Regions from separate parts of the Mus musculus genome. Here region 2 is linked to region 1. Evidence: chromatin loops called from intact Hi-C (ENCODE). Cell type or tissue: heart. All regions are shown on one strand. Region 1 has its middle 38 kb from the start of Fam3b. Region 2 has its middle 44 kb from the start of Bace2.

Region 1 (4,000 bases):
GCTGTGGACCCCAAATCTGTTGGGTGCAAATAAGCCCTAAGCACAATTGTACAGACTCCTTTGGGCTTTGGTACCTATAATAGTGACTTGTCTCATTGTGACTAAAGAACTAACTAAAGCAACATAAGAGTTTCGCTTTCAGTTTTAGGAATACAGTCCATCATGACAAGGAAGTCAAGGTGGTTGGAGGTTGCAGCTGGCCATGTTACATCCAAAGTCAGGAAGCAGAGGGATGGCCATTAGTGCTTACTTTCTTTTCTCTCTCTCTCTCTCTCTCTCTCTCTCTCTCTCTCTCTCTCTCTCTCTCTCTCTCTCTCTCTCTCTCTCTCTCTCTCTTTCTTTTTCTCAGTCTGGAATATTGGCCCAGGGAAAGGTATTGCTCTTATTCTGGGTGTGCCTGTCTTCTTCAATTTACTTAACCTAAACACTTCCTCATGGACATGCCCAGAGGCTTGTCTCTTAGCTGATTACAGGACTAACCAAGTTGGTAGGCGTTGTTAACCACTAAGTACCCACAGATCTTCCGGGTAAGAAAGGAGGAAATGCATTTCCATCGTATCTCCTTTTAAGGCATGCTGACCCCTCTGATTGTCAGGTGACAGGCTCAGGGCATGCCTAGCCAGGCAGGGTTCAGGTCTTTGGCTTAAAGATGCCCAGCCTTTTATCCTATTCCCATGGCAACTCTTTCTACCTGACCCTTTGTCAACCCCCACAGACCACACTGTCAGGGAAGAAACTCTGAGGCATTGACTGCAGATTCACTCGTGTTGCATAAGCTGGTACCCGGCTCTCGGCTGCATTTGTGTTGTGATGAATGTCACTAGTGTCCAGCCCCAGCACTGAACAGGGACGGGGGCTCTTGTGCCTCTGGGGGCACCTGCTCTTACAACACTGTCTCTGCTGTGCTTGGAACCCCTCCAGAGGATAAAGAACTGGGCCACACCTTTGAGTGTAACCTTGGCTAGATTCCTTTCTTTACGTTTGTATCTGGTACTTGTGTTTACTTTTATTCTACTGACTAAAACTGTGAGCTAAAGACGGCACACCTACTGTGCTCACACCTACTGTGCTTATACCTGACTTTCCATTTCAGGCCTGGACTCACTGGCCATGACTTGTGTCTGTCTGCAGCATATTTTAGCAGCTTCAATGGTTTGCTTATTAATCATTCCCTAAGGCTCATGTAGTGGAGACTTGTTCCCAGAGTGACAGTAATGGGAGCTTATAGAACTCCTAAGAGGTGGGCCTAGCAAGAGGTAGTTAGGATATTGGGAGTGTGGTCTTGAAGAGGACTGTAGGACTCCAGCCCAGTCACTCCTTGGCCTTGAGGTCCTCTCTTTCCAAGCCCTGGAAAACCTCAACCCAGGCTTCCCTTAGCATTACAAAAGACAAAATCTCAACAGTGATGGGCCAGCATCTCAAGGAACCAACAGGAACCTTTGTTATAAGCTGATCGGCTCATTTTTTTTTTTTTTTGACGAAAAAGCAACTTCTTATGTAATATATCTTTCCTCAAAGGCAAAATTTGCCTTACCAAGAGAATTCTAATCAAAGGGCTATTCTCAGCTGTGGACCTCAGCCATTAGCCTCTGATTGTCCTGAGCTCTGAATCAACTCTAGGAAGCAAGGTCAGGCAGAAACTACTAGAAAGCTCATACTGGTATGGTTATCACAAAGTTGCTGAGTGAATTATGTAACATTCCTGAAAAAAAAAAAAAAGGCACAGTTTGGGGGACAGAAGAGCTATTGGGGATCACCAAGGGTGGGAGAAGGGAGACAGTGCCAGAACCCTGGGGTTTGGGTATTTGATGGCGCTCTGAGCAATACTATCATGGTAGATCTTGTCCTGGAGCTTAGGGCAGTGATGGTGTCCACTATAATGATGGTCTTTGTCATCATGTATTTGTTCAAAGCTGAGAGCAGACTGTGATGTAGAAACGTCAATTGTGACCACTAGGTGACAGTGTGCTGTTATAGGTTTACCACTGAGCTAGCTAAAGGTTCTCTGCTGAGGACAGGAGTGGGCACTTGGATGAAGAAATGGCATATACAGTTCTGTACTTTCTGCTACATTTTATCTCTGTGTGAAATCGCTTTAAAATAGTGTTTATAGCTGTGCACTGAAATGCACACCTGTAATTCCAGTACTTGGGAAATAGAGGCAGGGATTGCTGTGAGTTCAAGGTACACAAGAAGACTGTCTCAAAATAAAACAAAGTGTTTACACAAATACAAAATGCTGCTATGGATAATAAATGATAAACAACTGGAGCTGGGAAGAGTCAGGCAGCTGGGCAGCGGCCCTGCACATCTGGTCACTCAGCACATTGGGACAGAGCCCCAGAGGCTGCTGAGTTCTCTCTGGGAGTCAACCCAGGACAGGCTGATTCATGACAGCTTTGTTGCTGTCAGCCCTTTTAGCCCACCACTCACTAGAGGTAGTGAGAAAGAAAGGATACTGGCTTGGAATGTAAATGAAGAAAATATCTAATAAAACTTTGTTTTAAAAACAAAAAAGGATACTGGGAAGTTGACCTAGAAAGGTTCCCTGGAGCAACTCCCATCTGTGTTGTCTGAAAATCAGCAGTTCAGTTCACAGGTTAGCAAGCAGTGGCAGCTCCATCCACCCAAAAACACTTCATCAGCTGTCCAGTTTGATAGAGTCAGGATAGCAAACATGAATCAGCAGTGGTGGCACAACCTAGCAGAGATAGCCAGGCCTCAGCCTTGACTTGAGTCAGCAGGAGGGACCAGGAATGGACTCCAGGAGAAGTTCTTCACTGTGCCCCTCTCAGGGAAGCAAATATCGGCGAAGAAGCAAGACCCACAAGCGTTGCACAGCTAGCTCTATAAGCAAACCTAGCTCTGTCTCCAATCATGTCACCAGGCCCTATTTATACCCTCCAAACATCATGTGTCCTTGCCTCAGCACACGTCTTATGCATCTAATCAGCCCAAATCCACAGAGTCCTGCCAAATGGAGCTCAACTATGTAATGCAAGGTGGACCAATACTTGCATGTTGTTAGCAAAGAATCCTTCATCATGTGTCCTTTTGAGTGCTTGCTTTAGCAGAGCATCCTCTTTCCTGTGTCTGCTTCAGCGAAACATTTCATGAGTCTGCCTCAGTCTTTCACTTATGACTCCTTCAGGAAAACACTCCTTCATGTGTTTGCTCCAGCAAAACACCATCCAACACAATTGACTTTCCAAAGAACCCGTAAGTTTCCACTTCAGTGTTTACCATCTGCTGTTGTGCAGATGTCAAGAGGCACTGTGCATATGACACTGGAATTCAAGCAAATGAAGATGACGTAGAGGTGAGATGTGTCCAAGACCCCATAGATGTATATTGCTGGGATTGTTTGCCAGCCAGTTGTAGATCTGCCCAAGGACAGGTGGCCTTAAAGGTGGCTGCTGCCATGGAGACAATCACATCCATTCCCCTTTCTGAAGGTTTGGGTTATCTTCATTTTGGCAGTTCCTGGTTGCAGGGAACCATGTACCTTTGTAGTCAGCATGGCCCAGTGCACATAGAGAGAGCTGGAGATTCAGTTCCCAGTCTGGGACATAGTCTTAGCTAGTATCTTGGCTTCTTTTCTATTGCTGTGGCAACACACCTTGACCAAGGCAATGTATAAAAGAAAGTGTTTAACTTGACATAGTTTCAGGCCATGATGGTAGAGTAAAAGAACAGTTGAGAGCTCATGCCTTCATCTATGATCATGAGGCAGAGAGTGAGCTAACTAGGAAGCTGAGACAGGAAGATTGCAGTGAGTTTGAGGCCGGCCTGTTCTACAATGGGAATTTCAGGTCAGCCTGAGCTATACTGTGAGACCCTGACCCAAGGAGGAGGATGAGGAATTGAGGGATAGGCATCTTAATTCACCCTCACTGCCCCACCTGGTGCTGTTTTCCAGTCTCTTGTGCTTGGCAGTCACTAGCTAAAGGACCCTCTTTGTCCTGTGTCTAGAGATAGACAAGGGGCATGTGTGAGAGAA
Region 2 (4,000 bases), 150 kb after region 1:
CAAGGCTTTCACATGATTGGCTAGTGGGTAGCAATGATGCAGTCACAGCTACAGGCTTTATGGGAGCTTCCAAATGAAGTGATAATTATCAGCTACAGAATCTCAAGGTTGGTTCCTGGAGAAAGCAGTTGGGTCTCCCCTCATCCCTGCGAAATAGCTGTGGAGCCAGATGCTCACATAACAGAGCATATACATGAGATTCAGACGACCATGTGCAAAGCCTAGGGAGACTGTGCAGCAGGGTGAAAGCTGATCTTTTAGGCAATAACTACAAAGCAGGAGAGTAAGAAATAGGAGTTTTTCCTGTGGATTCACACTGCTTTGGTGTCTACACCAGCTTTGTGGCCCTTCATGTGCTCAGATGGTGATGGAATGATTTTAATATTCTCATCTCTTCAACTTTTAAATGCCTCCTCAGGTTTTATTAAGGGCACCATGTAGGAACACATATTAATTTGGTGCTTGCCCTAGCAACCAGATGCAGGTCAGGTTCAAGGGGATATGTTTAGCTACAGAGGAAAGCAAACAGCTCTTTCTAAGATCATCATCTTAGCTTGATGGGTGATAATTCCATGTTAGCATTTAAAATCATTTCCTTTAGTTTTAAATGTTTGGTCCACTCCTCCCACTTTAAGAGGTCAAGAATGAAATGGAAAATAGAATGTATTTGCTCTTTTAAGTGTTTTATTATTTTTTAAAGCTTTTTATTGGTTCCTTGTGAGTTTCACATCACGCATCCCAATCCCAGTCATCTCCCCCTCCCCTTGTGTCCACTCTCCACCCTTGCAGAAAAAAAAAATCTTGTGGAAGCTACAGTGTGTTATAGTGTGTCCCACATCACACCCTTTTTGTCCACATTTCTTTGTTTCCAAATGTTCATTGAATGACTTGTTGGTCTGGTTCAAGGCCTCTGGCTTCTGCCACTCTACTGATACTAGAAGCTCGCTGGGACTCCTCTCAGATAGTCTGCTGTTGTCCTGTGTCATGGAGATACAGGAGTTTAGGCCCCTTCATGAACTCCAGCAGTTCATCAAGGGGTAGATGTTGGGGTGGACCAATTCAAAGTCTTAGATTTGGGCCTGAGAGGTATCTGAGCTGGTCAGCTCACTGCCTCTCTCACTCTCACAACCTTGAGGCCATCTCTGCCACCAGGGTCAGCTCTACTCTGCTGTCCAGGTGAGGTGCAGGGCCTGCTCTTCTGAGTGTTGCAGCTGTGAGGGACATGGACAGTTCTTCCACTCTCATGACCGTGGGGCCAGCTCTCCTGCCTGCCATAGATGGCAAGGGACAAGGAAGGGAAGGGGAGAGGAGGGAGCTTGCTCTCCCAAGTGACTCAGCAGGTGATGGGAAGGGCCCGTTCTGCTCTCATGACCTGGTCAGGGTCAACTTTCCCACCTGCTGCCAGTTGTGAGGGCAAAATGGAGGGTGGGGATCTCTCTCTTGCCAATGTCATGACACAGCAGACAAGAGGCAGGGCCTGCTCTCCTGAAACCTCCACAACCAGGGCCAGCTTTACTGTGCTGCAGCAAATGAGGGCAGGGCTCTGATCTCTCCTGCTCTGGTGACCTCAGGGCCAGCTCCTAGCCTGCTGTAGGTGGCAAGGGGGAAAGGGGGACATCTCTCCCTCTCCCATGTCACCACATAGCAGACAAGAGGCTGGGCCAACTCTTCCACATTCATACTCTCCGGGGGATTGGCTCACCCACAATGTCAGATCTGCTCTCCTAAGTACTGCAGCTGGATAGGGGCGGAGTTTTCTCTCCTGCTAACATCTCCCCAGGGCCAGCTCTCCCACAATGTCCAGGCGAGGGTACGCCAGTTCTGCACAGCCCTCAGACATCAACATGTACCAGGAGAGTAGCCCTCGGGGGGCATCCACGTGGCCTTTTTGTAGTAACAGATCCCTACTTCTGCAGGGCCACAGACTCAGACGTGGCCCCTGGTGGCAGCAAAAGACAGGACCCCATCATGGACCTAGGAGGCATCCCTGGCTACTCACATCAGGCTTTCTTCACGACTCTTTGAGTCTCTAGTTCTGCCTCTTTTCATTGTGTCCCCCCACCCAACCCCCTACCTCTCTTCACCCCCACCCCACATTCTTCTGTCTCTCCAGCAGGCAGCTTCCTGGCAGAGACCGAGTATTCCTTCATGGCCATCTAGTGCCCTCTACTGGGGAAGCTTCGCATTGCATCCTCTGAAAAGGAAGCTCATTGCTGAACCAAAATCTATGTCCAGTATGGCCAGAAGAAAAAAGATTGTTAGTCTATCTCCAAGTGCTTGTTGTGCTTGGCGGTCAGTGAGTATGCATAATCAGAGCTGAATGCCCACAGTTCCCTCCTCCGTGTCCCTGTGCTTTCCAGGAAGGAACACTAACCAGTCACTCTTCCTCCTCTGTCACCTGTTTTCCACCTTGTGTGAGAACCCCAGTCTTGAAGCCAATGAGTCGGTCCTTTGGTTCCACCCTTGGATGTCCCCAAGTGCCTGTCCCCAAGAAAAGCCTGTGATTGCAAAGTCTCTCTTCTCTTCCCTCCCTACACTCCCATGGAATCTCTTTTAATAAGTGTTCACTTCTCAAGCAGCTGCTACAGAGAAGGCTGAAGCCAATGTCCTGCTCAGTATTAACCAGTGGGAGGTGGTACAAGGTGCCACTTAAGGAAGGAGTGCTTATAAAAGGGAATCTCGTGGTGTTAACTGTGACATCAACTGCTAGAAGCTGGAAGAGGGGATCTGTGAGGAAGAATGGGTGACTTCTAGTCCACTGGTGGCTAGGTTAGTTGAAAGCAAACAGCAGTTGCTTTCCTACACCCCCCCCCCCGTGTGTGTGTGTGTGTGTGTGTGTGTGTGTGTGTGTGTGTGTAGAGAGAGAGAGAGAGAGAGATTCACAGAGCACTTACATGTTGATGGCACAAAAACCAAATCTGATTCATGCAGCAGACAATTATTCAGCTATAAAAAGACCGTCCCAGTACATACTCCAACATTGCATGCATGAAAAACAGTGCATGTTACCACTTACACATAGACCATAGGTTAGAGGGTTAACAGACAGAAGGTAGAATGGTAGTGGTGACTGAATGAAAAGCGAGGCCTTGGCTGCTCCACAGTGTGGTTGGGGAGAAGATTTACTGTAGACATGAGAGAGAACATAGCCAGAGGCATCTGGAAAGGTCCTGGCTGAACAGGGCCAGTAGACTGAACCAGGCCATGGGAGAAGGGGATGGGAGAGCAAGAGAGGAAATGAGAAAGAGGAGAGGAGAGGGGAGGGAAGGGGAGGGGAGGGGAGGGGAGGGGAGGTGGGCAGGAGGGATCTCAGGACTGAGAGCATGAGAGAGACCAAAAGGCTGCATAGCCAAAATGGCTGAAGTTGTATAGGAATCAGAGACACTGCAGGGAGGAATGAAGCTCAGGAGCTGGAGGAGACAGGCTCAAGGCAAGGTGAGAAGTGCCTAGAGGAGCCAGGACTCTGCAACAAGGACTGGTGGTGCCAGGAGAGACTAGTCACCAGCCTCCACTTTGATATGTTAAATAGGTGCAGCTCAGCCTCTGTCCCTGTTTCTTTGAGACCTCACAAAGATGGTGTCCCCTGAGGCAAGCAGTCAATGTCTGGTAGAGACAGAGTGTCTGCTGGAGAAAATGGAAAATTCTAAGGTGGATGCTGGAGGTAGTTTATACAGTGTCAATGTGACACTAACTTCAGCCTAAAAGTTGTCAGGACATATAATTTAATGTTCTTGGAATAAAATCAACCTGGGAAGGTCATGTGCTGAGGTTACAATTTGTATGTGAGCTTCCTTAGTGCCTCTGCCTGCGGGACAGTTGGACAGGGTCTGAGGAACCGCCTGCGGAGAGAATGAGGGGTGAGGAACACAAGGACGGACAGCAAGTCTGATTGATCAAGCTGTCAAATTTTTATTTTTCCCAGGCAGGTTTTATGCCCACAGAAGCAGGGTATGGGGAGGGAGATGACGCAGAATCGCTCTTTGTTTCTGGGAGAACTCAC

What was found. Peaks named below come from ENCODE experiments on the same cell type or tissue, not always from the same donor. Only the 100,000 strongest peaks of a DNase experiment are listed, where the experiment ranks them.
Region 2: it touches region 1 in a loop (7-fold over the local background); 15 of 42 quality-filtered maps call a loop at or near these places.

The regions. Positions count from the first base shown.
Region 1 is chr16:97,464,715-97,468,714 of GRCm38, reverse strand. No RefSeq gene overlaps it. Among named protein-coding and RNA genes, the nearest start is that of Fam3b, 38 kb to the left of the region's middle. In heart, a CTCF peak has its summit at 1,953 (motif pointing right); no DNase peak of the experiment used is centred here.
Region 2 is chr16:97,311,218-97,315,217 of GRCm38, reverse strand. No RefSeq gene overlaps it. Among named protein-coding and RNA genes, the nearest start is that of Bace2, 44 kb to the left of the region's middle. In heart, CTCF peaks have their summits at 1,971 and 2,182 (motif pointing left); no DNase peak of the experiment used is centred here; H3K27ac peaks cover 723 bases.